2 separate regions of the Homo sapiens genome follow, and region 2 is linked to region 1. Evidence: chromatin loops called from intact Hi-C (ENCODE). Cell type or tissue: OCI-LY7. All regions are shown on one strand. Links, peaks and the distances in the headings refer to the core of each region. The heading gives the core; the rest is flanking DNA.

Region 1 (15,664 bases), core at 3,968-11,967:
AGTTTAGTAAGAGAAAGTACCCACACCAGCCAACTGCAATGTAAAACAGAAAGCACTAAAGGTTGTAAGAAGAGGACAGAGTGTTGGGGAGTTCAGAGGAGAAAAAGATTAGAGAGCAGCAGGTGTCAAAGGAGGTTTCGAGGAAGAGGTCATATGTGGGTTGGGCATTAAAGGCAGGGCAGAAGGACAATGTAGACTGAGGAGAGAGCATAACACAAGCCATAGTGCTGGGAATTACAAGGTAGAATCAGGAAACGCTGCATATGACCTGGAGCCTGGGATACTGAGGGTTGAGGCTATCCCTGAGGAGATAGAAAGGAGCTGGTGCCAAGCAGAGCCTTGAATGACAAACCAAGTGCACTGCACTGTCTAGCAACTGGCCAAATGTGATTATTTAAATTTAAATTTAATGGAACAAAATGTAAAACTCATAGCCACATGTGGTTAGTGGTTACCATACTGGACGGTGCAGATGTAGAACATTTCATCACTACAGACATTTCTAGTGGACAGCAATGGTGGATAGTGTCAGAGGATCCAGAGAGCTTTGAGCAGAGGCATAATTAGAGCTGGGCTTTAGGAAAATTAATTTGCTCCTGGTGAAGACTCAGTGACCGGAGTGAAGGAGAAGCCTGGAACCACAGTGGGACATTGCAATAATCCAGGTGAGATCAGTCACCACTTCTTTTCCCTCTGTTCATCTCTTCCTATCAGGAAACAGGGATGATTCTAAAGTGTGGTCCCTGGAACACCAGCAATATCTGGGAACTCTTTTTTTTTTTTTTTTTTTGAGATGGAGTCTCCCTCTGTCGCCCAGGCTGGAGTGCAGTGGTGTGATCGCAATCTCAGCTCACTGCAACCTTCACCTCCCAGGTTCAAGCAATTCTCCGCCTCAGCCTCCCAAGTAGCTGGGATTACAGGCACCCACCACCACAACCGGCTAATTTTTTTGTATTTTTAGTAGAGACGGGGGTTTCATCATCTTGTCCAGGCTGGTCTTGAACTCCTGACCTCGTGATCCACCGCACCCAGCCTTATCTGGGAACTCTTAAGTACACAAATCCTCAGGCCCCACACAGACCTACTGAGTCAGAAACTAGGAGGTTTGGAACAGCAACAGTGCTTTCATCAGCCCTCCTGTGATTCTAACGCACACTGGAGTTTCAGGTCTGCCAGCATAGAGGCTAGGAGCCTACACTTTGGCTCCAGAGTGATGTATACTCTGGAGTCAGAGGACCTGACTTCATATCCTGGCTCAGTTGTTTCCTAGATGTGCTTAATCTATTTGTGCCTCAGTTTCCTTATAATAACCATATGGAGTTATTATAAGGATTAATGGAGCTAATACATGTAAATATCTTAGAAGAGTGTCTAACTTATAGTAAGTATTCAATAAATGTTACTTATCAGTCCTATTATTCACTCCTATGGCAGTTTAATTCCTCCCATATACAATGAGACAGCATCTGTCTCTTGCCACTAGCTATGACCTCCTGCCTTTCCATCATATAATATTCCCAGGCCCACTCAGCCATTCTATTTCCTGTCCTCCAGGACCCGAGGGTCAGTTCCTTTCCCACAAGGCAGAGGCACTTCCTGTATCAGAGAGTGTCCCACCAGGATAAGAATGTCAACAGACAGATTTAACTGTCCTGGGCAAAGATGCCCTCTAAAGGAATGAGTCAGGAGATGCCCCATGGGTTTTCCCCTGGGAGTGGGAAGGTCTGGAGGTGAGGGCTCAGCTGCCCACTGTGATTGAAAGCCTCAAGCCTGTTCAGTTGGATCCATGCCAGCCAAGAGGGTATGGAAAATGGTACTGTGATCCTGCCTACTGTAGGTAGCTAGACCCTGGCTCAAGGAACCAGGCAGGGGAGGGTGGCGTCCTGTGTGGCAGAGGGCGCTGGGCTGGGCATCAAGAAACCTTGATTTGACCTTTGCTGTGAGATCTTGGGCAGTCATTTTCCTCTCTGAATTCAATTTCCTTACCTGTAATATGAGGGGGTTGGACTAGCGCAGTTCTAAACCTTTTAGGGGGCTGGGCGCAGTGGCTGACGCCTGTAATTCTTACACTCTGGGAGGCCGAGGCGGGCAGATCACCTGAGGTCAGGAGTTTGAGACTAGCCTGGCCAACATGGTGAAACCCCATCTCTACTAAAAATACAAAAATTAGCCAGGGATGGTGGCGTGCGCCTGTAGTCCCAGCTACTTGGGAGGCTGAGGCAGGAGAATCACTTGAACCCGGGAGGCAGAGGTTGCAGTGAGCCAAAATCGCGCCACTGCACTCCAGCCTGGGCAACAGAGCGAGACACTGTCTCAAAAAAAAGAAAAAAGAAAAAAAAAGAAAAAGAAAAAGAAAACCTTTTATCGGTCCTGATTTCCTTTGAAAATGCAATGAAAACTGCAGAGCTTCTCCTAGAAAAATGTACATGGGTATGCACCTGCACACACATACACACACACAAAGTCACACTCACACACACACATACCTACCTTTATCATCTTTCAGGTATCAAGAGAGCTCATGAAGCCCATGCATAGATCACCCCCTGAGTGATAGATAGATAATCCCCTTGGTTAAGACTTGGGCTAGATGATCTCTAATCAGCCACGATAAGAAATTAGCTGTATATGTGTGTATTTTGTATTTTGTATCTAATTTAAAGGAACCCTACATTAAAGACTTCACTAAGACGATGAGCTTTTATGTGGGCTTTTGTGGGACATAGATGTTGATTGGCTAAATGCTGTGCTTCCCCAGAGCCTGCCTCACCCTTGTCATATTGCCTCTGAAGTCACCCTCTCCATTCCACTCTCTCTGCCCTTTTTCAGCAGGGAGTGAGCACACAGTCCTGAAAAATACTGCTACCCCCACTAGCTGTCTCTGTCCCCAGCTATGAGAGGGTAGAAAAGAGCGAGCCTGGTCTGCCTCTCATACTCCCACCCCAAAGCCCTGGCTCAGAGGTCAACCAATCAAGAGGCCCCCAGATGGCACCTCTATCCCCAACACACACACACACACACACACACACACACACACACACACACACAAACACACCCTCCCTCACATAGCCACAACCACAGGACTGCACCTCCAGACACCTGGCGGTGCGGTCACTCGGAACCGGCAGGAGTTATTTTTAGAGGCCAAGTGACAGGATGGTGAGAGCAGTTCCACTCTGTCAGAGTTACTGCTGCCACCACCAGCTCTGATGAATCACTCTCCACTACGTGAATGGACAAGTCTGTCAGCATGGCCACGGAGGCCATGCCAGCTTCTAGAATGAATGTCTTGGATTGGTGACTACGCTGATCACACCAGGCTGAGCCCAGGATCACACCAGGGACAAGACTGCCAGGCCTGAGCCAGTGCAGCCAACCCAGCCCAACTGCCCAGCACAGCCTCCCATAACCAATACAGTCGGGCCAACACAGCACAGCACAGCACAGCCCGGGCAGGTAAGCCCCTTCAACACAGTCCAACCCAGCCCCATCAGGCCACCCAGGGGCCTCTCTTTGCAAAGTCCTTTTAGAGTGGCTATTGATGCCTCCCTCCGCCCAATCCGTGCAAGTGAGCCTCCCACCCACTAAGCTACCGCTGCCGGGTTATTAAGATAATGAGCCGCCAATAAATTGGGCAGATTCAGACAGTGTCAATGCAGCTATCAACTGGTTTCATCTTTCATCGTTGAAAAAGTACATGATAAGCCTTAAAAGTGTGCATACCGTTTAACGCAGAAATTCCTTTTTTAGGAATGGATCCTTAGGGAACAATGAATGACACAAAGATGTGGCTATAAGAACATTTGTCTAAGCACTGTATACAGGAGTAAAGTAGAGCATTGGAGTTAATATATATGTCCAATAATAGTGGCTACGTTATAAAAATAGTGATACATACATATGCTGAAATACTACGCAGCCACACAAAATAATGTTGTGGATCTATATGTGGCTATATAATCATGTTCTTAACACAATACAGGTAAAAAAGCAGAGACAAAATGGTACGTAACAAATGATCCAATTTCTACAAAATACGTTTTTTGTTCTTTTTTCTTTTCTTTTTTTTTTTTTTTGAGATGGAGTTTTTGCTCTATTGCCCAGGCTGAAGTGCAGTGGCATGATCTCGGCTCACTGCAACCTCCGCCTCCTGGGTTCAAGCAATTCTCCCACCTCAGCCTCCCGAGTAATTGGGATTACAGGTGCCCCGCCACCACGCCTGGTTAATTTTTGTATTTTTAGAAGAGACAGGGTTTCACCATGTTGGCCAGGCTGGTCTCGAACTCCTGACCTCAAGTGATCTGTCCACGTCAGCCTCCCAAAGTGCTGGGATTATAGGCGTGAGCCACCGTGCCTGGCCCCAATTTCTATAAAATATGTATGTATGTGTACATGCCTAGAAAAAAGCAAACAGGAAATATTTTAAAACATGTTACCAGACGTTGTTTTATGATAGTGGAATTATTTCTTTTGTGTACATTTGGGTCTTGTTTTGTTGCTTACTTTCTGGTATATATGTGTAAACATATTTATATAAGAAAGGTCTGTTACCTTCACCTCTCTCAAAGCTTCTGGCCTGAACCATTGAAGGTCCCTCCTAGAATCTCACTAGAGCCCCCACCTTTCAGCAACCACAGCCCCCCTTGGGCTGCCTCTCTGGCTTTGAACTTTGCTGCCCTCTTCAGTTGTTCCCTGGAGTTTCACTAATGGGGCCCATCTAGCCAATTCCCACAGTCTCCTGACACAGGCCCTCACAGCGGAAGTACCCTCCAGGGCTCCCTATTCATGCATAGAAACCTAACAGAGTCCCATTCCCTCATCTGACAGTAAAAGAAAAAAAAAATAATAAAGATGACAGTCGTAGTGAACCTTCACATTTCTACTTTGTCTTCCTTTTTACAGAGCACTTTATTATACATGTTTCACTTAGCCCTCCCATTGGTGAGAAAACTGAGGGCCAGCAAGTACAGCAGCACAACACTTGCCAAAGGTCATAGAGTGAATCAGGATTCACATGCAGGTCTGATATTGACAGATAAGGAGGTAAATGGAAGAAATGAACACGTAATCCTGAGCCCACAGTCTATGAAAGGGGCCATATTCTACAAAGACCCTCCTCCTGCCCCCAGCGCCTTCTCCCAGCTGCTGTCCCTTGCCCAGAATCCCACAAAACCCCATCTGGGGCCACATGCCCTACATCTACTCATCAGCCCATCATTCCCTCCCAGCTTTGGAAACAGGCTCTTGCTGCCTCCTCGGAAATCTTAGCAACGAGACATCCTGCAGCACCACCCTCTCCACCTGTGGGCTCTTCCATCTTGGGCCTGTCTCATTAGGGGAGGGGGTGGCTAGTCGGGCTCTCTCATGGGGGTGGGGGCTGTGACACCCACACACGGCAGGGGCAGGGGAAGAGAGGAGATGAAATCAGCCTGGATGGCCCTCACTCTGGGCCTCCTCTTGCACTATTCATTTCTTGGGCTTCTGATTATCTGCTGACTGGGACAAAAAAAGAAGCCAAATCCTAGGGCATGAATTCTAGTCCATTCCAATTTTATTTTTGCATTTCTGAAATACACGGATTCTTCCAACCAGAATATTAATATTCAAAATAGCAATAATAAAAGTATTAGCAACAAAACAGCTACTTTATTCAGTGCTTACAACCACCCTTGAGAAGTCATATCCCCACTTTACAGATGAGAAAACTGAGACTCAGCTTGCCTGAAGATACCTAGCTAATAAATGGAAAAACAATTGTGTCTGACATCCAAGTGTATACTTTGACTACCATGTCTCTTAGAAAGCACTTAATCCTGGTTGGGTGCGGTGGCTCATGCCTGTAATCCCAGCACTTTGGGAGGCCAAGGTGGTTGGATCACTTGAGGCCAGGAGTTCAAGACCAGCACGGCCAACATGGCGAAACCTCATCCCTACTAAAAAAAAAAAAAAAAAAACATACAAAAAGTAGCCAGGTGTGGTGGCGCGCACCTGTAGTCCCTGCTACTCAGGAGGCTGAGGCACAAGAATCACTTGAATCTGGGAAGCAGAGGTTGCAGTGAGCAGAGATTGCGCTTCTGCACTCCAGCCTGGGTGACAGAGCGAGACTCTGTCTCAAAAACAAACAAACAAACAACAACAACAAAAAAAAACCACCTAGGCCGGGCACGGTGGCTCATGCCTGCAATCCCAGCACTTTGGGAGGCCAAGGTGGGCGGATCACCTGAGGTCGGGAGTTCGAGACCAGCTGACCAACATGGAGAAACTCCATCTCTACTAAAAATACAAAATTAGCCAGGCATGGTGGCACATGCCTGTAATCTCAGCTACTCAGGAGGTTGAGGCAAGAGAATCGCTTGAACCCAGGAGGCAGAGGTTGCGGTGAGCCCAGATCGTACCATTGCACTCCAGCCTGGGCAACAAGAGTGAAACTCCGTCTTAAAAAAAATAAATAAATAATAATAAGAAGAAAGCACTTAATCCTATCCCTTTACTGCACAGATGGGGAAACTGAGACCCAGAGAGGGGAAGGGCTTTGTAATCAGTCAGCATCTATTTATTTACTGAGCAACAACTAGGTCTGAAGCGCTGAGCTAGTGCTGTGAATGAGGAAAAATTTAAACTTCTGTGTTATTGGATAGACAAGCTGTGACTCTATGTATTAATCATTGCTAAACCTAGGCAATGGGTTCACAGAAGTGCATTACACTATACTCTTTATTTTTATGTATGTTTGAAATTTTGCATAACAAAAAAATTTTTTTTAAAGGATGACAGAAAGATAACTGACTATCATGCAAACCGTAAGTCTGGCTTGAACTTATAAAACTCGAAACAAATTTAGGAATATTTTTGCTCTGATAGTTTTGAAAATCAGAAAAAGGCAATTGTACTGGAATCTACTTCATAGCCTTTCTTTTCCCACCTTTCTGTAAAATTTTCTGCCTCTGTTGTTGCTAGGAAATCAGTGAGCCAAGAGAATCCTCGTTGGCCTAGCCGGGCCGTCTCCCTTCCCACACTGCCTCTCTGGGGGTACAGCGTCCCTGTACCCAGGAAGCTGGCCCTCTTGGGCCGGCTTTCTGTGGATCCACAAGGCAATCACCACAAGAGGCTGAATAAGAGCCTGTCAGTCACTGGGAGACAGGCAGCTATAAATCCAGAGGACCATGATTAGAAAGCAAATTACAGGCCTCCCGCTCTAAGTTTCCAACTCACAAAACTTCTTGGCAGTCAAAGGGCCTTTACTTAAGTTGTTCAAAGTTTCCAGAGAGAGTGAACACACACAAGGCAAGAGAGAAAAAAAAAATGGGACACAACAGAGGCAGAAAATTCTATAGACAGGTGGAGAGAGAGGCCACTGGGAGGCAGCATGTCACAATAGTTAAAAGCAAGGCTTTGGCGGCAGGTCAAAGCTCCAGTGCATGTTCCAAAGCTTCCTAGCTGTGAGACTTTGAGCAAATAACTTAACCTCTCTGAGTCTTTATTTTCTCAGCTACAAACTGGGGATAATTCTTCCTACTACTCAGAGTGGACGCAGGGATTGAGTGAGGCAATATATGTCAAATCATTAACCCAGTTCCTGGCACATATTAAGCATGCAATAAATAGTGGCTTTAAAAAATGTGCTGGCTGGATGTGGTGGCTCATGCCTGTGATCCCAGCACTTTGGGAGGCTGAGGCGGGCAGATCACCTGAGGCTGGGAGTCGAGACCAGCCTGGCCAACATGGTGAAACCCTGTCTCTACTAAAAATGCAAAAATTAGCGGGCGGGGTGGAGAAGCTGTAATCCCAGCTACTCGGGAGGCTGAGGCAGGAGAACTGCTTGAACCTGGGAGGCAGAGGCTGCAGTGAGCCTGAGATCGTGCCACTGCACTCCAGCCTGGCTGACAGAGCGAGACTCTTGTCTCAAAAAAAAAAAAAAAAAAAGTGCTAACCATACAACCCAGCAATTCCACTTCTGAGGCTATATCCAAAATAATTGAAAGCAAGGTGTCAAAGAGATCTCTGTACAGCCAAGGCCATAGCAGCATTATTCACATAGCCAAGAGGTGGAAGCAACAAGTGTCCATCGACAGATGAGTGGATAAACAAAATGTTGTACATATATACAATGGAATATTATTCAGCTTTAGAAAGGAAGGGAATTCTGATACATATGACAACATGGGTGAACTTGAGGACATTATACTAAGTAACAAAAGCCAGTCACAAAAAGACAAACACTGTATGATTCCACTTATCTGAGGTATCTAGTCCAATTTGCAGTTACAGAAAGGAGAATGGCAGCTGCCACAGGTTGGGGGAGGAGGAAATGGGAGTTATTGTTTAATGGATATAGTTTCACTTTTTTCATATTAAAAAATTTGGCTGGGCATGGTGGCTCATGCCTGCAATCCCAGCACTTTGGGAGGCCGAGGCGGGCAGATCACCTGAGGTCAGGAGTTTGTGACCAGCCTGGCCAAGATGGAGAAAACTCATCTTTACTAAAAATACAAAATCAGACGGGCACGGTGGTGCATGCCTGTAATCCCAGCTACTCAGGAGGCTGAGGCAGAAGAATCGCTTGAACCCAGGAGGCGGAGATTGCCGTGAGCCAAGATCGCGCCATTGCACTCCAGCCTGGGCAACAAAAGCGGAACTCAGTCTCAAAACATAAAAAAAGTATTCAGGCTGGGTGCGGTGACTCATGCCTATAATCTCAGCACTATGGGAGGCTGAGGCAGGAGGATAACTTGAACCCAGGAGTTTGAGACCAGCCTGGGCAACATAGTGAGACCCAATCTGTATCCAAAAAAAATTTTTTTTAATTAGCTGCCCCAGCGCAGTGGCTCATGCCTATAGTCCCAGCACTTTGGGAGGCTGAGGCATACGGATTACTTGAGGTCAGGAGTTTGAGACCAGCCTGGGCAACATGATGAAACCCTGTCTCTACAAAAAATAAAAAATTAGCCAGGTGTGATAGTGCATATGCCTGTAGTCCCAGCTACTTGGGAGGCTGAGGGGCGAATATCCCTTGAGCCCAGGAGGCAGAGGTTGCAGTGAACCGAGATTGAGCCACTGCACTCTAGCCTGGGCAACAGAGTGAAACCCTGTCTCAAAAAAAAAAAAAAAAGGAAAGGAAAGAAAAGGAAAAAAAGAAAAACTTAGCCAGGCATGGTGGCATGCATGTGTAGTCCCAGCTACTTGGGAGGATGAGATGGGAGGACCATTTGAGCCTGGGAGGTTGGGGCTGCAGTGATCGTGCCACTGCACTTCAGTCTAGGCAACAGAACAATACTCTGCCGTGGAAAAGTAAATTTTAAAAAATTAAAAAATTCAGGCTCACACCTGTAATCCCGTTACTTTGGGAGGCCAGGGCAGGAGGATTACTTGAAGCCAAGAGTTCAAGACCAGCCTGGGCAACAAAAGAAGAACCCCATTTTTACAAAAAAAAAAATTAGTCAGGTACCACGGTATGCACCTGTAGCCCCAGCTACTCAGGAGGCTGAGGCAGGTGGACTGCTGAAGTTCAGGAGTTCAAGGATGGAGTGAGCTATGATTGCACCTGTGTACTCAGGCCTAGGCAACAGAGCGAGACACCATCTCTAAAAAAAAAAAAAGAAAGAAAAAAGATTTAAAAGTTCTGAAGATGGTGGTAGTGATGGTGTTACACAATATGAACCTACCCAACACTACTGAAGTGTACACTTACTTAAAAATGGTTAAGATGGACCAGGCATGGTGACTCACACCTATAATCTCAGCACTGTGGGAGGCTGAGGCAGTTGGATCACTTGAGGCCAGGAGTTCCAGATCAGCCTGGGCAACACGGTGAAACCCTGTTTCTCCAAAAAAAAAAAAAAAAAAAAAACTTAGCCGGGCACAGTTGCATGTGCCTGTAGTCCCAGCTACTCAGGAGGCTGAGGCGGGAGGATCGCTTGAGCTTGGGAGGCAGAGGTTGCAGTGAGCCAAGGGCATGCCACTGCACTCCAGCCTGGGCAACAGAGAGAGACCCTCCCTCAAAAAACAAGTGGTCAGGGTGGTAAATTTTAGGTTCTGTATATTTTACCACAATTTTGAAAATTTTTTTGTAAGTTCTAGCAAGAAAACCAAACAAGAAAGTAAAAGGCCATGAGATGATGCCAAAGAAATAGGGGGAACTGAAAAAGTGAGACCACAGTAATAGGAAGGTTAATGATCCAAAGACGAAACACTCACCTCATATGCACGCCCTTCCTAAGCTGTCAAGTATAAAGGGAGGAAATTTTCTGGAGGGATTTATATTTCCAGGGTGTTCAGGACCCTACCTGCTACCCTCAATTCTGCCCCTACCGAGGGGTTGTCCTGATAATCACTGAACAGGCCTGTGGGAGAACCTACCTCACCCCTTCCCCTTTCCAGAATCCTCAAGGAAACAGTAAAGGATCGAAGTCTAGATGTGAAGGAAGTCTATCTTTACAACAACAGGCAGAGACAGCAACTTTCAGGCAGAAGAGCAGCTTGTGCAAAGGCCTAAGCTAAGAGCTATGCGTGGGAGACCTCCAGGGTGGCCAGAGCCTCAGATATGTAGAGGGAAGCAGGAAGGAGGCAGGGGCAAGAGGTGAAAGCCCACAGGCTAGACACTTGCACTTCCCATCATCTCAGTGACCTTTAAATCAATCCCAACTGGCAGGTATTAATATACCCATTTTATGGAGAGAGAAACGGAAATCCAGACAGATAAAGTAACTTGCCCAAGGAAACACAGATGGTGAGCAGAGGGGGGATTCCAAACCCGCTGACTCCTGACCTCATGCTTATTGCTTCGGCCCATGTGGTATCAGTCCCTAAGGCCAAGACCGTGGGCTCTGGAGGCAGAATCCCAAATCCCCCTCTATCCCTCACTGATTGTGTGATCTGAAGGAAAGTACTTAACCTTTTGAGTCTCAGTTTCTTCAACTGTACAATGGGAATGACCATATACATACCTCATATGGTTTTAAGAGAAGTAAACGTAATATTTCAAGGAAAGTGGGTTGCAGGCCGTGATAATAGACAATACAAAGTAGGCTGGGTGCAGTGGCTCACGCCTGTAATCCCAGCACTTTGGGAGGCCGAGGTGGTCGGGTCACTTGAGGCCAGGAGTTTGAGACCATCCTGACCAACATGCAAAACCCTGTCTCTACTAAAAATACAAAAGTTAGCCAGATGTGGTCGCATGCACCTGTAATCCCAGCTACTCGGGAGGCTGAGGCAGGATAATCACTTGAACCCAGGAGGTGGAGGTTGCATGCAGTGGGCCGTGATCAAGCCACTGCACTCTAGCCTGGGCAACAGAGTGGGACCCTGGTTCAAAAAAAAAAAAAAAAAAAAAAAAAGACAGAGAAAACACAAAATAGTGTTCTTATTTATTATGCTTAGGCACCCTCACAGACTCCCACAGACAGACGTGCAGCCATTGCTTCTGCCTACCTGAGACCAATGCAGCCTTTGGAGCAAGGTAGATGACAGACCTGGACCCCTGAGGAGCTAATAGCCCAGGCTGGGCAGTAACCTTGCAGGAACAGCCTGGAAACTACCTCCTCCACTCTTTATTCTCAACTCCATGGCCTGGGTAAGTTGTTCTGCAAATGTTCAGTGGGACACAGTCCAAGCAATCTCTATTCTCGTGGGAATAAATGTAATAGAAAAAACTAGGGCTGCCAACTCACCCACCCTTTGGTCTCCACCATGAGCTGGTCTCCTGCCCCACAGTACCTTCTGGGACCAGATGGCCTAGAATGTCAAACCATCAATACCAGGAAGGCCTTTGGATACCATCGAATCCCACCCCTCGTGTACATGGGAACACTGAGGCCTAGGGATTAGTGGGGATCTGCTTAAGTTCACAGCGTGAGCCAGTGGCAAAGCTAGAACACAACCTCGGGCTACCAACTCTCTGGTCTACTGGAGTTTCCAATTTATTTCACCATCGCTATTTCTTGTTGTGTCAAGCTTAAGTTTACATATTTGAAGTTCAAGAGTATAATCACCCCTGGAAGCCTAATTCTGGGAGGTGGCAAGAACTTTGGAGACAGACAGACCTGGGTTCAAATCCCAGCCCCGCCACTTCCTAGCTGAGTGGCCCTTCATTTATTTATACAGTAGAAAAAGACAATGGAGGCAGAGGCTAAGAGCATAGGCTACAGTCCTACCTCTGCCATTTCATGACAGGTGAGTCACTTTATCAACTGCTGGTTCAGCTTCCTCTTCCGTAAAACCTACCTCACCTAGTCATCCAAGTATAGAATGAGAAAAATATAAATGAAGAATCAGGTACAAGGTTTGCTATCAAGTAATGATGGATATTATTGTTACTTTTTTTTTTTTTTTTTTGACAGGGTCTCACTCTGTTGCCCAGGCTGGAATGCAGTGGCGTGATCTCGGCTCACTGCAAGCCTCAACCTCCTAGGCTCAAGCGATCCTCCCGCCTCAGCCTCCTGAGTAGTTGGGACCACAGAGGCGCATGCCACCACGCCCAGGTAATTTTTGTATTTTTTGTAGAGACAGGGTTTGCATATTGCCCAGGCTGGTCTCAAACTCGTGAGCTCAAGCTATACGCCTGCATCGGCCTCCCAAAGTGCTGGGATTATAGGCATGAGCCACTGTGCCCAGCTACTATTAATATTATCTTTAATGCTATGATTGGGGTATGTTTTCAGCAGGTAGCAAGAAGGTACCTCTGTCTCAAAGCTCTAGTCTTCCCATTTCTCCTCATGGAATCATGGAGTGTTAAGCTGGCCAGGGCCCTGTATCACAGACAACAGATCTGAGATCCAGAGGGAAATGGCATGCTCAAGGTCAGGGAGCAAGTTAATGAGAGGGGTGAACTAGAACCCAGATCTCTTGAATCTACTGACTTAATTCCCTAAACACAAGCTCTTACTTTGTGCATGGGCTTGGTGGGAAGAAATGGTGGTCTTTTCAGACCCCAAATACCAAAGGGTAGTTGGATCTCAGCCAGAATGGAACTCATCTTGCCCTCATGGCAGTCCCAGGCCAGAAACAAGGCGGGGCTCAACGCTGGTGGACCAGGCCAACTGGGCTAACAGCCAGAGTGGAGCCAAAGGCACAGCTCGGGCCCTCTCACCAGCTACATAATAAAGTAATTATGGGATTAGGGATAAAATTAGTCACTTGTGTAATTATTTTTCTTAGAACAAGAGCAGAAAGGACCTTTTTCAAGAGTTGTTCCTTGGCCCTCCCAAGAGTATTCATGCAGAGACACAGATGAGTGCACACACCCACAAGCACGTGTACACACACAGCAGTGATGGTGGTGTGTGGAGCGGGTGCTGCTTGGCTTTCTGTGGCAGTGCCTCACAGTGGGTCCCACACCTACCAGGACTACCTCTGAAGGCCAGGGGTGACATTTCCCAATGTCTGCCTCACTGAACACATTTATCACACTATCACAGGTGCACTGCCTTCCTTCCGGGCCCCCCATCATACAGAATCTCTCATACCCCTCCCCGGCCACAGCATATCAGGCCTGGACCCCCAAGCCCTCCCTCCATCTTGGAGGCTAGTGGTACAATTCCAGCAGGACCTGGGGGTCCAGTAATCCAGAGAGATCTTTGCTACTGGCTGCTGTGGCAGGCATAATAATGCGCCCCCCCCCCCCGCCCACAAAGATGTCCATGTCTTCATCCCCAGAATCAGGTGAATATGTTACCTCACGTGGCAAAAGGGACCTTGCACAGGTGATTAGGTAAAGAGTTTTGAGATGGAGAATGGTCCTAGATTATCTGAATGGGCTCAATGTAACCACAGGGGTTCTTGTAAGTCAAAAGGGGATTTGGGGGAATCGGAGGAGATATGATGACGGAGGCAGAGGTGGGAGGGACCCAGCTACTAGAAGGGGCCATGAACCAAGGCATGTGGGTGGCCTGGAGAGCTGGAAAAGGCCAGGTGAGGATCCTCCCCTAGCAGCTCTGCCAACACCCTGACTTCGGCCCCATAAGGTCCATTTTCAGATTTTGACCTCTAGAAGTCTAGGGTCATCCATTTGTGTTGTTTTAAGTATATGGTCATTTGTTAGGGCAGCATTAGGAAACTGACACAGTCACCTAGGGAGGGGTCCTCAGAACTCACCTTTCCCTCCAGACTGAAACGCCCTCCTCAAGGGCTAGCCAGGGAGATTCCTTGGGGCCAGATGTCCCCTGGATATACCTCTGGGGAACAGGCCTGAGCTGGGGCCCCAAGCTCTAACCTAGAGAGATAACTTTGTGGGGGAAAGCACCCCAGAAAGAAGGTGACGGCTCTGGGAGGAAAGGGAGAGACCCCACCTTATAGATCCATCCAGGCCCTCCACCCCTCCCACATATTCTTGAACAGAGGGCCACCTACGCCATAAACCACACCATCCACAGCAGTAGCCTGGCATCAGGGAAAGAGAGCACTGGAGGCAGGAAGCCTGATTCTGGCCTCAGCTCTGCCCCTGCATCACTAGGTGGTGAGAGATCAGCCCCTTCCTCTCTCTAGGCCTGACCATTGTCATCCTGGCTTACCGTAGTATTTCAAGTGTCTTCCATGCTTTCATGCACAGAAAGCCTCACAGGGACCCTGTGAGGTAGCTCCCTGTCATGATGTTCACTTTACAGCTGAGGAAGTGGACACAAGGTGGTTAAGAGGGGAGGCTGGTTTGAACCCAGGCAGCCTGACACCACAGCCCTATTCTGCCTCCCGCCTTAGGATGAATGAATGCATGGACAGAGGACAGTTGGGAGCAGTCCCTACACACAAGGAACAGGCTCTTCAGACCTAAGAGAAATAAAAAACAGGCTGGGTGTGGTGGCTCACACCTGTAATCTCAGCACTTTGGGAGGCCAAGGTGGGTGGATCACCTGACGTCAGGAATTTGAGACTAGCCTGGCCAACATGGTGAAACCCCATCTTTACTAAAAATACAAAAATTAGCCAGGCGCGGTGGCTCATGCCTGAAATCCCAGCACTTTGGGAGGCCGAGGCGGGCGGATCACCAGAGGCCAGGAGTTCAAGACCAGCCTGACCAACATAGAGAAACCCCATCTCTACTAAAAATACAAAATTAGCTGGGCGTGGTGGCACATGCCTGTAACCCCAGCTACTCGGGAGGCTGAGGCAGGAGAATCACTTGAACCCAGGAGGCAGAGGCTGCAGTGAGCCAAGATTGAGCCATTGCACTCCAGCCTGGGCAACAAGAGCAAAATTCTGTCTCAAAAAAAAAAAAAAAAATTAGCCGGGTGTGGTGGCGGGCTCCTGTAATCCCAGCTACTCAGGAGGCTGAGACAGGAGAATCCCTTGAACCCAGAGGCAGAGGTTACAGTGAGCCGAGATCATGCCACTGTACTCCAGCCTGGGCAACAAGAGCAAAACTCTGTCTCGGGGAAAAAAAGAGAGAGAGAGAGAGAGAGAGAGAGAGAAATTTTTAAAAATCAAATAGAGAGAGAGAGAAAAATAAAAAACAGTTCCTGCCATTCACCCTGGATGCTGGGGGTTAAAGGTTGGCATAGCAGTTTGGCAAGTTTACTGAGAGCCTCTAAGGCAGCCACAGCCTTTTACCCAGCATTCTCTTCCTGGGTCTTCACCCCAAGAGACATCATCATCTGAAATACAGGAAGAACATTTTATGCAATGTTCATTGCACTGTTATTCATAATAGCAAAAACTAGAAACAGCCGGAATATCC
Region 2 (15,664 bases), core at 3,415-11,414, 140 kb after region 1:
GAGGAGCCCCTCTGCCTGGCTGCCCAGTCTGGGAAGTGAGGAGCGTCTCTGCCCGGCCGCCATCCCATCTAGGAAGTGAGGAGCGCCTCTTCCCGGCCGCCATCCCATCTACGAAGTGAGGAGCGTCTCTGCCCGGCCGCCCATCGTCTGAGATGTGGGGAGCGCCTCTGCCCCGCCACCCCGTCTGGGATGTGAGGAGCGCCTCTACCCGGCCGCGACCCCGTCTGGGAGGTGAGGAGCGTCTCTGCCCGGCCGCCCCGTCTGAGAAGTGAGGAGACCCTCCGCCTGGCAACCGCCCCATCTGAGAAGTGAGGAGCCCCTCCGCCTGGCAGCCGCCCCGTCTGAGAAGTGAGGAGCCCCTCCGCCCGGCAGCCACCCCGTCTGGGAAGTGAGGAGCGTCTCCGCCCAGCCGGCCGCCCCGTCCGGGAGGGAGGTGGGGGGGTCAGCCCCCCGCCCGGCCAGCCGCCCCGTCTGGGAGGTGAGGGGCGCCTCTGCCCGGCCGCCCCTACTGGGAAGTGAGGAGCCCCTCTGCCCGGCCAGCCGCCCTGTCCGGGAGGGAGGTGGGGGGGTCAGCCCCCCACCCTGCCAGCCGCCCCGCCCAGGAGGTGAGGGGCGCCTCTGCCCGGCCGCCCCTACTGGGAAGTGAGGAGCCCCTCTGCCCGGCCACCACCCCGTCTGGGAGGTGTACCCAACAGCTCATTGAGAACGGGCCATGATGACAATGGCGGTTTTGTGGAATAGAAAGGGGGGAAAGGTGGGGAAAACATTGAGAAATCGGATGGTTGCCGTGTCTGTGTAGAAAGAGGTAGACATGGGAGTCTTTTCATTTTGTTCTGTACTAAGAAAAATTCTTATCCTGTTGATCTGTGACCTTACCCCCAACCCTGTGCTCTCTGAAACATGTGCTGTGTCCACTCAGGGTTAAATGGATTAAGGGCGGTGCAAGATGTGCTTTGTTAAACAGATGCTTGAAGGCAGCATGCTCGTTAAGAGTCATCACCACTCCCTAATCTCAAATACCCAGGGACACAAACACTGCGGAAGGCCGCAGGGTCCTCTGCCTAGGAAAACCAGAGACCTTTGTTCACTTATCTGCTGACCTTCCCTCCACTATTGTCCTATGACCCTGCCAAATCCCCCTCTGCGAGAAACACCCAAGAATGATCAAAAAAAAAAAAAAAAAAAATTTCATACACAAATGAAAAAAAAAAAAATTAGCCAGGCGTGGTGGTGGACGCCTATAATCCCAGCTACTCGTGAGGCTGAGGCACAAGAATACTTGAAACTGGGAGGCGGAAGTTGCAGCTAGCCGAGGTTGTGCCATTGCACTCCAGCCTGGGTGACAAGAGCAAGACTCCATCTCAGAAACCAACAACAACAACAACAAATACAAAAATTAGCCAAGTATGGTAGCATATGCCTGTAGTCCCGGCTATTCAGGAGGCTGAGGCAGGGTAATCGCTTGAACCAGGGAGGTAGAGGTTGCAGTGAGCCGAGATTACACTATTGCACTCCAGCCTGCGTAACAGAGTGAGACTCTGTCTCAAAAATATAAATAAATAAATAAATAAAATGTTAACGGACTTCTTGTTGAAAACAATAAATAAAAATATGAACGGATTTGCTGAAAACAATGCAAGTCAAAAAAGACTTTAATGCAACATCTTTAAAGTAGTGAAAGAAAAAACCTGTCAACTTAGAATTTTATATCCAGCAAAAATTTCTTTCAAAAATGAAGATAAAATAGTTTTCAGACATAGAAAAGCTGAAATAATTCATCACTAACAGAGCTGAAATACAAGAAATGTTAAAGGAAGTACTTCAGGCAGAAGGAAGTGGTTATTAGGTAGAAATCTGGATCTATACAAAGGAACAAAGAACATCAGAAATAGTAACTATGTAGGTTAACATAAGAGTCTTTTCTTATTATTTTTTAAATATACAAAAAAGATACTTGTTTAAGCTGGGTATGGTGGCTGATGCCTGTAATCCCAGCACTTTGGGAGGCTGAGGCAGGTGGATTTCCTGAGGTCAGGAGTTCAAGACCAGCCTGGCCAACATAGTGAAACCCTGTCTCTACTAAAAATACACAAAATTAGCTGGGCATGGTGGCAGGCACCTATAATCCCAGCTACTAGGGAGGCTGAGGCAGAAGAATCACTTGAACCCAGGAGGTGGAGGTTGCAGTGAGCCGAGATCGTGCCATTGCACTCCAGCCTGGGCAACAGGAGCAAAACTCCGTCTCAAAAAAAAAAAAAAAGAAGATACTTGTTTAAAGCAAAAGTAATAACCATGTATGGTAAGGTTTTTAATATACATTAAAGTATAATATATCACAATAGCATAATATCTAGGAGGAGAAAATGGAAATATATCATTGTAAGATTCTGATTCTATACATGAAGTGGTATAATATCACTTAAAGGTAGACTGTGATAAGTTAAAAGTATATACAATGATCATAAAGCAACTGTGAAAATAATACCACAAACAGCTAATAAGCCAACAAAGAAAATAAGATTGAATTATACAAAATACATAATCCAAAAGGCAGGGAAAAACAGAAGAAAAAGGGAATAGATGTGACAAATAGAAAGAAAAATAGCAAGATGGTAGAGTCAAATCCAACCATAATCAATATTAACATTAAATGTCAATGATTAGGCATCTCAATAAAAATTGGGTCTTTCAGCAAGATCCAATTATATGCTGCCTTTAAGAAATTCACTTTTACATATAAAGACACAAATAGGTTAAACACAAAAGGATGGAAAAAGATATACCAAACTAATACTAATCAAGAGGAAGCTACACTAAATCAAAAGAAGTGGCTGAATTTACATCAGAAAAAGTAGGTTTTAGAGCAAAGAATATTACCAGGGACAAATAAGTTCATTTCATAATAATTAAGAGTTCAATCCCAAACATCTATGCATATAATAAAAGAGCTTCAAAATATATGAGGCAAAACAGACAGAAATACAAGGAGAAAAATATATCTATAATTATGGCTGGAGATTTTAACAACTCTATTAAGAATTTTTTTTTTTTTTTTTTTTTTTTTTGAGAGACACAGTCTTGCTCTGTCGCTCGGACTGGAGTGCAGTGGCGTGATCTTGGCTTACTGCAACCTCTGCCTCCCGGGTTCAAGCAATTCTCCTGCCTCAGCTTCCCAAGTAGCTGGGACTACAGGCATGCGCCACCATGCCCAGCTAATTTTTGTATTATTTTGGTAGAGACAGGGTTTCACTATATGTTGGCCAGGCTGGTCTCGAACTCCTGACCTCAGGTGATCTGCCCGCCTTGGCCTCCCAAAGTGCTGGGATTACACGCGTGAACCACCACGCCAGCCTCTATTAACAATTGATAGAGCAAGTAGACAGAAAGTTATAAGGGTACAGATGACTTGACCAATACTATCAACCAACTTCACCTACTTAACATTCATAGAACACTGCACCCCAAAACAGCAAGTTTTTTTCAAATGCAAATGAAACATTTACCAAGACAGACTATATTCTGGACCATAAAACAAGTTTTAATACATTTCAGAGGATTCAAATCATATAAAGTATGTTATCTTAGAATTCAATAACAGAGGCCAGGCGTGGTGGCTCACGCCTATAATCCCAGCACTTTGGGAGGCCGAGGCAGGCAGATCACCAGAGGTCAGGAGTTCAAGCCCAGCCTGGCCAACATGCTGAAACCCCATCTCTACTAAAATACAAAAATTAGCTGGGTTTGGTGGTGCATGCCTGTAATCCCAGCTACTCGGGAGGCTGAGGCAGGAGAATTGCTCGAACCTGGGGGGTGGAGGATGAAGTGAGCTGAGATTGTACCACTGCACTCCAGCCTGGGTGACAGAGCGAGACTCCCTCTCAAAAAAAAAAAAAAAAAAAGAAAAAGAAAAAAGAAATCAGTAACAGAAAGATAGGTGGATAATCCCCCAAATGCTTGGAAACTAAACACTCTTCTAAATATTCCATGGGTCAAAGAAGAAATCAAAAGAGAAATTTAAAGGTATTTTGAACTGAATAACATTGAAAATACAACATATCAAAATTTGTGGGATGCAACTTTTTCTCTGGTGGATTGACAGTGGAAAAGTGACAAACAAGAATTGACATGAGAAGAAACATTTACTGAGTACTTATAAGGCCTCATGCATACATCATCTCACTCTGCCTTCCTAGCAGCCTGTTGTGGTAATGATAACAAACATCTGCCATCTGCCTATGCAGCCAGGTAGTGTTCTAAGAGTTTTTATATATTAATTTGCTTAATGTCATTACAATCCTACGAGGTACGGACCATTATTTACATTTTACAGACTCTGAGGGCACTGGTGCACTTAGACATAGGGCCCACTTGCCCAGTATCACATCACTAATAAGAGAAGGACCCTGTATTCAAACAGAAGCAGTGGACTCCAAGCCTATGCTGCTAACCATGACACTACCCAAGGTAGATATGAAGAAACCAGGCCCAGAGACTTTGAGTACTCACCAAAGCTACCCAGCTAATAAATGGGACTCAAACCCAGCTCTGTTCAGCTCCAACCTCTCCTTTTTCCGCCCTTCTCCTCGCCACCCTGTGTTGGCCTCAGTTCTAATCTCAGGAGGACTGCTATATCTATAAGGCAATCCTTGGGGAGGAGGCCCCAGGATACACAGATTACAATCTCAAGGGAAGTGGGGGGAAGCATGCCAGTACTGAGCAGGAGGTAAGAGATAAGACATCTGAGCCACTGCAAATATCTGTTGAGGGCTGGGGTCCTTGACCCAAGTGGGTGACACAAAAAGATCTGCAGAGGATGGAAGGGGAAAAAAATAAATAAAAATGCCATTACAGAGCTGTGAATGGAAACAATACTACCCTAGAATCAGCAAGCCTGGTTATCACCCTGGCCAGTTCTAGAGGCTGCTACTTGACAACGTCTATGTCCAACAACAGGAAATGGAGAATGAAGAAGGCTGGAGATATTTATGAAGAGAAGAAAGTCTGGGCTTTGGAACCAGTTGTGCCTGGGTTAGAATCCCAACTCTACAGTCCTACATTGCTACTTATTTGCCCTATGAGCCAGTTTCCTCATGTGTCAGATGGTACAATCGTACCTTCTTAAAGAGTTATTAGGCCAGGTGCGGTGGCTCATGCCTGTAATCCCAACACTCTGGGAGGCCGAGGCAGTCGGATCACTTAAGGTCAGGAGTTCGAGACCAGCCTGGCCAACACAGTGAAATCCCATCTGTACTAAAAAAACAAAAATTGGCCGGGCATGGTGGCATGTGCCCGTAATCCCAGCTGCTCGGGATGCTGAGGCAGGAGAATTGCCTGAACCTGGGAGGCAGAGGTTGCAGTGAGCTGAGACTGCACCACTGCACTCCAGCCTGGGCAACAGAGTGAGACTCTGTCTCCAAAAAAAAAAAAAAAACAAAAAGAGAGCTATTATGAGAATTATGCAATATGTATAAACAGTCAAGCCCAATATAATAAACATACAATTAGAATTCAATAAATGATCACTGTTATTCATACTTGTTACTGAGTTGGGATAAGGCTGTGGAGAGTGCGCATACATTCACAGCCTAGGATGTGTCCAAACCACACACAGCAGCCAAAATATGTTTATCCATTAACTCTGTAATTCACTTCTGAGCACCTGCTAGATGCCAGGCATAATACGAAGCCCTGGGAATGCAAAGCCTTCATAGAGCTTATATTCTAGCAAGGGAAACAGATGTTTAATAAGCATTTCAGACTCAGTTGTATGATTTCAGTGGGGTTATATAACACAGAAGAGTACTTGAATGGTACTTGAAGGGTACTAGAATGGCATATAGCAGAGGATGGAAGATCTGGTCCAGCATGAGAAACCAGGAAGACTTCTTCAAGGAAGAATGTGTAGTCTAAGATCTCAAAGACAGAAGTGCTCCCTCTCCATGTGATGCCCTTTGCTGCCCCGGGACTCTGAAGAGTCCCCACCAGCAAGAAGTCCTTCACCAGATGCAGCCCCTCGACCTCAGATTCCCTAGCCTCCAGAACTATAAGAAATAAATTTCTTTTCTTTATAAGTTACCCAGTCTCAGATATTCAGTTATAGAAATAGAAAACTGACTAAGATACCATATGACCCAGAAATTCCACTCCTAGGCATATAGGTAATACCCAAGAGAACTGAAAAATATGTTCACACAAAAACTTGCATACAAATGTTCATAGCAACATTATTCAAAACAGCCAAAAAGTGAAAACAATCCAAATGTTCACCAACTGATAAGTGGACAAAAAAAATGTGGTATATGCATACATTAGAATATTATTCAGCCATAAAACAGAATGAAGAAATGATATCTGCTACAACATAAATAGACCTTGAAAACATGGTGCTCAGTGAAGGAAGTCAGATGCAAAAAGCCAAATAATGTATGATGCTATTTATATGAAAAGTCCATCACAGGCAAATCCAGAGACAGAATGAACAAATAAATAAATAAATTTTAAAAAGCAGAAGAGAGCTGGGTGAAAAAAAGGGTGGGGGATATGTGAGGCAAGGAGTTGATGGTCACGTGGGAGAACCTAAACAGCAAAAGGGAAAAGGCTCAATAAAAAAAAAAGGCTGGAAAGGAGGGCAGGGCCTTGCAGACTGGGTTTCCACCGCTGGTAGAAGGGTGCAGATGATATACGCTGTCAGGCTGGCTGACTAGATTTCTAAGGCTCTATGTGCTGGGAACTGGAAACAGGACAGGCCCAGGCGCCCCCTGCTGTCAGACAGGCCAAGGCAGCTTACCACTCAGGTGGGTCTTCAGAGGTCTGCCATCTATCAGCTCCAGGTGCTGCCAGATCCATCTACGGTAGGAAGGGGAGGCCCCAAGGTCCAACAGCCGCAGGACTTCACAGCTGCCCTGAACACAGCAAGGGACATAGGAAAAGGGTTAACCCCTAAGGCTCCAGGTAGGCCAGGCTTTGAAGAAAATCTCTCTTAATTGCATCTTATCCCATTTTGTTTTATTTGCTTAATGCAAGTGGTTTCAGGTTCTTTTTTCTTTTTTTTGAGATGGAGTCTCACTTTGTCACCCACGCTGGAGAGCAATGGGGCAATCTCGGCTCACTGCAACCTCTGCCTCCTGAGTTCAAGCGATTCTCCTGCCTCAGCCTCCTGAGTAGCTGGGATTATAGACATGTGCCACCATGCCCGGCTAATTTTTGTATTTTTAGTAGAGACGGGGTTTCACCATGTTGGCCAGGCTGGTCTCGAACTCCTGACCTCAAGCAATCTGCCTGCCTCGACCTCCCAAAGTGCTGGGATTACAGGTGTGAGCCACCACGCCCAGCCTGGTGCTTTTTTTTTTTCTTTTTTTTTTTTTAAATGAAAATGTTATTTACTCACCATACGAAGTTCAAGTAACTGAAGAAGCATAAGAACTAAATATAAGCCAGGCACGGTGGCTCACGGACTGTAATCCCAGCACTTTGGGAGGCTGATGTGGGAAGATCACTTGAGCCCAGGAGTTCAAGACCAGCCTGGCCAACATGGCAACACAAAATTATTTTGTCTCTACTAAAAATACAAAAATTAAGCCGGCCTTGTGGCTCACGCCTGTAATCCTAGCACTTTGGGAGGCTGAGGCAGGCAGATCACCTGAGGTCGGGAGTTCGAGACCAGCCTGACCAATATGGATAAACCCCGTCCCTACTAAAAATACAAAATTAGCCGGGTGTGGTGGCACATGCCTGTAATCCCAGCTATTCGGGAGGCTGAGGCAGGAGAATCGCTTGAACCCAGGAGGCAGAGGTTGCAGTGAGCCAAGATCGCATCATTGCACTGCAGCCTGGGCAACAAGAGCAAAACTCTGGCTCAAACAAAACAAAACAAACAAACAAAAAAAAACAAAATTAGCCGGGCATGGTGGCGCATGCCTGTAATCCCAGCTACTCAGGAGGCTGAGGCAGGAGAATCGAATCACTTGAACCCAGGAGGCGGAGGTTGCCATGAGCCAAGATCATGCCATTGCACTCCAGCCTGGGCAAGAAGAGTGAAATTCTGTCTCCAAAAAAAAAAAAAAAAAAAAAAAGATTAGCTGAATTAGCTGGGCATGGTGGTGCATGCCTGTAGTTCCAGCTACAGGAGTTCTTTGTACTGTTCTTATAATTTTTTTATAAATTTAAAATTATTCCAAAATTGAAAGTTTAAAAATATTCAAACCAGACATAAAAACATAGAGATAAAAACTACATTAATCCTGACACTCAGAAATAACTAGTAGTAACATATTAGTGAATATTATTTCAAACTTTTCTCTATGAACATATAAGATGTATATCTACAATTTTTCATCAACGAATTCATTTACATAAAACAGACTCTTGTAACTTTTTAAGAAACTCAATAATATATCAAATACCTCTTTTCATGCCAAACAATATGGTTCTATAGTATCATGTTTAATGGTCACATATTATTCTATGCACACCATAATTTATAAAATTAAAAATAACAAATATTCAGTTGAGCAAAAGAAGTCAGAAACAAGGAATACACACTGTATGATTCCATTTATATGAAGTTCAAAAACATGCAAAAGTAACCTGTGGTGACATAAGTCTTAAGAGTATTAAGCTTTGTGGGGGGATTTTGTCTAGGAAGGAGCACAGGAGAGCCTTCTGGAGTAGTGGAAATGTTTTTTATCTTGATTTGGGTAATGATCACTCAGGTGTATACATATATAAAAATTTATGAAGCTGTAAAGTTTAGATTTGAAATCTTTACTGCATACTTTTTTTTTTCTTTTTTTTGAGCTATAGGGGAACTGCAGGTGCCAGAGAAACAACATGAGCCCGGTTTCCTCAAGTATTTAGTAGGTCTTTAATTGCATCTATGGAGAGAACAGTTCCACTATGTGTCCCCCAGTGATAAACTGTTAGAAATGAGTTGAAAGTGTGCATTAAGTTTTCGATGCCATCAGGAAATCTTCTCTAGCTTTCTGAGGTCCCAGGGGTGTCCAGCCACCCGCAGCTGATTTTGCCCTCTAGTGGTAATATGAGTAAACTACAGGAGTCGGGACAGCTTGATCTCCCTCCCAGAGATGAACACTCAAAAAACGCTGGCCAGGCAGGAAAAAAAAAGAGAGAAAAGAGCAGTCCTTTAGAGGGGGCTGGTGCTTTTCATTTCCAACCAGGGTCGGGGGGTGGGGGAGGGGGTGCTGTACCAAAATATGGCTTGTTGTTGCCTGATCCTCTGAATTCTCAAAAGCCAGAAATCAGAATTTTTATATAAAATCTTCACATTGATGATTAAATCAGATTTTAATAAAACACTGTAAGGAACAAACCAGATTCATCTTCTGGCCAAGAGCTCCCTACCTTGCTGTCCTTTAGTGACTTCCGCATTATTTTTCTCAGAATGAAGGCTCAGCACCCCTGCATTAGAATCCCCTACAGCACTTGCTCAAATGCAGATTCCAGAGTTAATGAATCAATCTCTGGGGTGAGACAGCAAATCTGCCTTTTTAAAAAGCACCCTATGTGTTTGTATGCTTACCAAAGTTTGAGAATTCCTCCCTCAGGAAGCACCCTACATGTCTGGATGCTTACCAAAATTTGAAAATTCCTCCCTTAGGTCAGGGGTTCTCCTACATCAGTGTGCATTGGAATCGCCTGGAAGCCTTGTTAAAACACAGATCACTGAGCCCTTCCTCCTAGAGTTTTGGATTGAGTAGCTCTTGGGTGGGCCTGAGAATTTGCATTTTGAAATGAGTTCCCCGCCAGGCGCGGTGGTTCATGCCTGTAATCCCAGCACTTTGGGAGGCCGAGGAGGGTGGAACACCTGAGGTCAGGAGTTTGAGACCAGCCTGGCCAACATGGTGAAATCCCATCTCTACTAAAAATACAAAAATTAGCCAGGCCTGGTGGCGGGCACCTGTAATCCCAGCTACTCAGGAGGCTGAGGCAGGAGAATCACTTGAACCCAGGAGGTGGAGGTTGCAGTGAGCCAAGATCGTGCCATTGCACTCCAGCCTGGGCGACAGGAATGAAACTCCATCTCAAAAAAAAAAAATAAAAGAAGAAGAAATGAGTTCCCAAGTGCTGCTGGTGCTGCTGGTCCAGCCACCGCACTTTGAGAAGCACTGGATTGCGGGAGGAATGCTCACTGAGTAAGCATGTACTAAACTGATTCTCATCCTTACCAGACTTTATGGGGTGATTGGTACCATTTCACAGGTGAAGCAATGGAGGCAAAACAGATGAAGAACCACCCCCCGCTTTCTGCCAGTCAGAATGTAATCATTATGCTGATTAAAGAAAATATTGTAAAGGATTTCTATCCCTCACCACACATCCCCCCATCTTTTCTGGCTATATAGTATCAAAGAGCTTAGAGTTAAATTTGGAGAGATATGGCAGAGGTGATCACCTCAAAATTTTAGCACAGAGGAAGCAAATATCAAGGAGGAGAAGGAACTGCCAATTGATATCTGGCAATAAATCTTTTGCTACTTATATTAACTAGACTTGATTCTGTTCTCTGGGACTGAGCCGAGAATAACAACACACACACCACGCCCCTGGTGGTGCTGGTAAGTTTAACAACCAGCTCTCCTAAAAAACATATGCCTGCATATAAACCTGTTATACAGAATGTGTTACACACAATTTATAAATAATAAAATATACCATACAGGAAATTCCATACAGCCAATCAGCTCTCACAGAATTCTTTTGTGGGTTTTGGCTGAATCTTGTATCCATGGCCAGTTTATAGTTGCAACTCAAACATGATTGGACAAATGAAGTTGCATCCCAATCCATTCTCTTCCCAATAAATTCAATGTTATTAAATCTGACTTGTGATATACTGTTCTATTTCTCACCCTCACATAAATTATATTAAACTGAAATGTTTTTTAGCTTTAGCACTATGTACATCAGAACTTCATTTGTTCAATGGTATAACTTCTATGATGAATGAGATAATAGCTTTTTTTTTAAATTAATTTTTTTTGAGACTCTGTCACCCAGGCTGGAGAGCAGTGGCATGATCTCAGCTCACTGCAACCTTCACCTCCCAGGTTTAAGTGATTCTCCTGCCTCAGCCTCCTGAGTAGCTGGGACTATAGGTGCACACCACCACGCCTGGCTAGTTTTTGTATTTTTAGTAGAGATGGGGTTTTACCATGTTGGCCAGGCTGGTCTCAAACCCCTGGCCTCAAGTGATCCACCCGCCTCGGCCTCCCAAAGTGTTGAGATTACAGGCGTGAGCCACTGTACCCAGCCAGATAATAGCTTTTATTTGTTTTTATTTATTTTATTTTTTTGAGATGGAGTCTCATTCTGTTGCCCAGGCTGGAGTGCAGTGGTGAGATATTGGCTCACTGCAACCTCCACCTCCTAGGTTCAAGCAATTCTCCTGCCTCAGCCTCCAAGTAGCTGGGATTAGGCATGCGCCACCATGTCCAGCTAATTTTTATATTTTTAGTAGACATGAGGTTTCACCATGTTGGCCAGGCTAGTCTCGAACTCCTGACCTCAAGTGATCCATCCATCTCAGCCTTCCAAAGTGCTAGGATTACAGGTGTGAGCCACGGCGCCCGGAGCAATAATAGCTTTTAAATATTGTTAGACGATTTCATTCTCTTTGCAGTGTAGCAGCTATAGACCCAAGCCACTTTTAAATTTAATCTGCATTATAAGCATTTTCTTTTATCACTTTCCTAAGACAATCAGCAAAGCCCTAAACCAAGACCTGACTTAGGGTGTTTGCTGATTCCATTGTATAAATTATCCAACCATGGCTAATTGTAAGCTACCAACATGAGGTCACTGAATGTGGAGTGGGGAAGAGATGCTCACAATTGCATAGTATTTCTACCATAGAGACACAATAGACGTAACCTGAAGAGAAAAACTAGTAAAAATGCAGTAACATCAGTAGGAAATGATGAGTTTTCAGTATGTATTACCCTTGTTTTCTTTCTTTCCTTCTCTCTCTTGCTTGCTCCTTCCTTCCTTTCTTCTTTCCTTCCTTTCTTCCCCCTCCCCTCCCCTCCCCTCTTCTCTCTCTCTCTCTCTCTCTCTCCCTCTCTCATCTGTCTTTCTTTCTTAGAGATAGGGTCTTGCTATGTTGCCCAGGCTGCTTTCAAACTCCTGGGCTCAAATGATCTTCCTGCATGAGTCTCCTGAGTCGTTAAGACTATGGGCATCAGCCACCATGCCCAGCTCCTAATTTTCCATATAACTTATTTAATTGTAGGTTTATAGCATCTAATTTGTAATAATTACTATGTTTACCAAAATTCCTGAAAATTTAACAATCAGCTCTCATAGGCAGGTACAAGCCAGTGCCAGCACACAACCAATCTTGCTTCCTCCTTTTGCCTAATGGTTCAATATGTCAGGGCTCATCTCCCACCTCACCTCCTCCAGGAAGCCCTTCTTAAAGCCTCCAGCCTTTAGAGAGTTCCCTCTCCTGAAATCTTGTAACTTGCAGAGTTTGCACCAATCACTTGGTACTTGGCATTGACACTTTTCTTTGTCTATGTGTGGAATCTGGTGGAGGAGATCTATAAAGAGAGAAAACCAGTCTTTTTCATCTTTGTATCCCTCCAGAGCCTGGACCAATGTGTCATGACCTTGGCAAAAACTCAACAAATGCCTGTGGTGGCTTAATCTGTAAGAACCAGACAGAAAGGTCAGCCCAAATCCTAAATCCAAGTTCTTGAAAATATCTTTGCAGTCAGAGAGACTTGGGTTGAACCCTGCCTCTGCACTTCATCAGCTGTGTGACCTTGGATAACCACTTCACCTTACTGTGCCTCAGTTTCCTCCTCTGTAAAATGGGAATAATGACAATACTAACCTCCTCCGGGCTATAGAGACTAAAATGAGATGAAGCATGTGAAACATAGAACCTGGCATACAGTAAGCACTTGAGAAATGGGAGATTTTCTTTTCATTATCAACCAACAGAGAAGGTGGCAAAGGACGTGAAGCAATTTGCAAAAGATAAAATGTAGGTCATAAACAAACATGATAAATCTCACTAGTAATCAGAAAAAATATCAAATCCTCAGTATGGCAGCAATTGCGACCTATTAAACTAGAAAACTTTTGAAAAAATGACATGCAAGGCTGGCAGAGCTGTGATGGCACCAACAAAAATGTACATCCTGGACACTAGATAAGGTGGGGCTCTCCTTTTGGAATGCAATTTGTTGCAGGAGCCATAAAAATTACGATACTGAGAGTTGAGTCCAATCTCTGTCTCTGGCTGCAAGACTCCATTGCAGTGGTCCCTATACCTATGGCTATGGCCCCTTTGAATAAAGTCTGCCTTACAAAACAAAATCATGATACCAAGAAATTCCATTTTGAAACTCTACTCTGAGATGATGGGTTTATGGATGATTTCTTCCCTTTTTCCAGAAAGTTTCCTAATGTGGTCATATCACTTTTACAATTTAAAGATAATTTAAGGTTGGGTGTGGTGGCTAACATCTGTAATCCCAGCACTTTGGGAGGCTGAGGCAGGCAGATCACTTGAGGCCATGAGTTTGAAACCAGCCTGGCCAGTATGACGAAACCCCATCTCTACTAAAAATACAAAAAAAAATTAGCCAGGCATGGTGGCACATACCTATAGTCCTAGCTACTCTGGAGGCTGAGGCAGGAGAATCACTTGAACCCAGGAGGCAGAGGTTGCAGTGAGCCAAGATCTCGTCACTGCACTCCAGTTTGGGGCACAGAGTGAGCAAGACTCTGTCTCAAAAATAAATAGGCTGGGCCTGGTGGCTCATGCCTGTAATCCCAGCACTTTGGGAGGCCGAGGCAGGCAGATCACCTGAGGTCAGGAGATCGACACCAGCCTGTCCAACATGGTGAAACCCCGTCTCTACTAAAAGTACAAAAATTAGCCGGGCATGGTGGCAGGCACCTGTAATCTCAGCTACTCAGGAGGGTGAGGCAGAAGAATTGCTGAAACCCAGGAGGCAGAGGTTGCAGTGAGCCAAGATTGTGCCATTGCACTCCAGCCTGGGCTGACAACAGCGAGACTCTTGTCTCAAAATAAATAAATAAATAAATAAATAAATTTAAAAGTGATCTGGCATCACTAAGATTCAACAGCCAAATGCATAATTTAAATATGCATCTATATGTAAATAAGCATGCTTAGGAGCTCAAGGCGGGAGAATCCCTTGGTCCTCTTTCTAACACAATAGCCATATATCTAATGTCTCTAGCCATGCTCTGTGAGAGGCAGGCCTCTTACAGCTGGGACATGGAAACTCTGAGAAGGAAGTGAATTGCACAGGTTGCAGAAAAGGGCTCAAACTCTGACCATCAGGTCACAGGACATGATCTTAGGCATGCTCCTCAGAGGTTCACCCTCATCCCAACCCCCAGACTTTTCACCTTGCTGATAAACATGATGAAGGGTGACTCTCCAAAATCTTTTGAGATCAGCTGCCCATACGAGAACCTCTCTATCTTCGCCATGGCTACCAGCTGCCAGAGCTTCTCATCAGACCATGATGCAAACAGCTCCATCTTCCTGTGGGAAGAGCCTGTTAGAATTCATCAACTCCATCACACAAGGTGCCCAGACCTTAGCAATCTGCAGAGGGCACATACTCTTCTCCTGTGGAGGATGCCTGGGTGGAAGATTTCGCTGCTACCTGCCCAATTACCTGGCCTTGCCTGTAGCCATTCTCCTACCTGCTATCACCTTGGCTCCCTCCTCCTTTTCCCAAGGCCCTCCCCTCCAGCCAAGCTCCCCTCTTTACTGCTGCTCAGATGCCCCTGGGTGATCCAGCCTCTGTGCTTTTCTCACCTCTGCTCCTCCTTCCAAGAATCTTCTCCTCCTCCAGCCCTGCCATCCCTCCCCACCGTGGCTCATGAAGCTAGTCCCCACTCCAGCTCACAGCTGCTCTGTCCCCCAACTTAGCGGTTCTGGCCCTACCTTTGCTTTGGGCAGCTCATCCAACCCTTGTGTCCCCCTGGCCTGTTGGCTTCAAATCCTCAGCTCTGGGTCTGGAGAGTGGGACATGTCTGGACTCCACTCTTTCTGCCTGTTGCTCCCTGTGGGTGAACCCACCCCACTGTGACTGCCCCTTCCCCTGACCTTGAACACCACGTTCACAGGCTTGCCTGCCTTCATATGCTGCTCCAAGTGCTGCCAACAATCATCTCAGATTTTCTCACCTCCAACAGGTTAAGGGCTCAGAACTTAACTGACTCAGGTGGACTGAGTTCATTGAATCAGGTTAACTCAAGGTGACTCAGGCCTCAATGCGCGCACTGAGTTAAGGTCAGGGCACCAGAGGTGAACACGCTCAGTGCCATGTCAGGGACGAAGGTCTGAAGACACCAGAAGAAAAGTAGGGCCACCATAGAAGAAGTACCTACCACGCACCAAGCACTGGGCCATACACTTCCCATGATCATTCCATTCCATCCTCACCATGACCTTGGGAGAAGGGTATCCTTATCCCCATTTTACAGAGCAGGAGGCTAAAACACAGAGAAATGGCGTGACCTATCTAGGGTCACATCGCTGGTAACCTAAGAGCTGAGATTGGAGCCAGACCTATTTTTCCACAGTATGGAAAAAAAAAACAGCTCCTCCCTTTAGGACTAAATCCCCACTTTTCCAGGGGATGAAGCTACCTCT

Evidence for each region. A loop is a pair of places that touch in the nucleus more often than their neighbours do. Peaks named below come from ENCODE experiments on the same cell type or tissue, not always from the same donor. Only the 100,000 strongest peaks of a DNase experiment are listed, where the experiment ranks them.
Region 2: it touches region 1 in a loop (10-fold over the local background); 106 of 110 quality-filtered maps call a loop at or near these places.

Annotation. Positions count from the first base shown.
Region 1 is chr20:36,130,522-36,146,185 of GRCh38, reverse strand. It overlaps a transcript of EPB41L1 not described here. Among named protein-coding and RNA genes, the nearest start is that of EPB41L1, 16 kb to the left of the region's middle. RefSeq lists a silencer at 2,922-2,971 and an enhancer at 7,261-7,310. In OCI-LY7, for the core only: CTCF peaks have their summits at 4,672, 7,141 and 7,341 (motif pointing right); DNase peaks (open chromatin) are centred at 4,640, 7,365 and 9,525; H3K4me3 peaks cover 923 bases; H3K27ac peaks cover 2,692 bases.
Region 2 is chr20:35,986,276-36,001,939 of GRCh38, reverse strand. It overlaps CNBD2 (cyclic nucleotide binding domain containing 2), which reads right to left. Exons shown (of 12, transcript NM_001365709.1): 7 at 14,407-14,545; 8 at 6,788-6,902. Among named protein-coding and RNA genes, the nearest start is that of CNBD2, 26 kb to the right of the region's middle. In OCI-LY7, for the core only: CTCF peaks have their summits at 6,751 (motif pointing left), 8,816, 9,020 (motif pointing left), 10,564 and 2 weaker places; DNase peaks (open chromatin) are centred at 6,749, 9,029 and 10,559.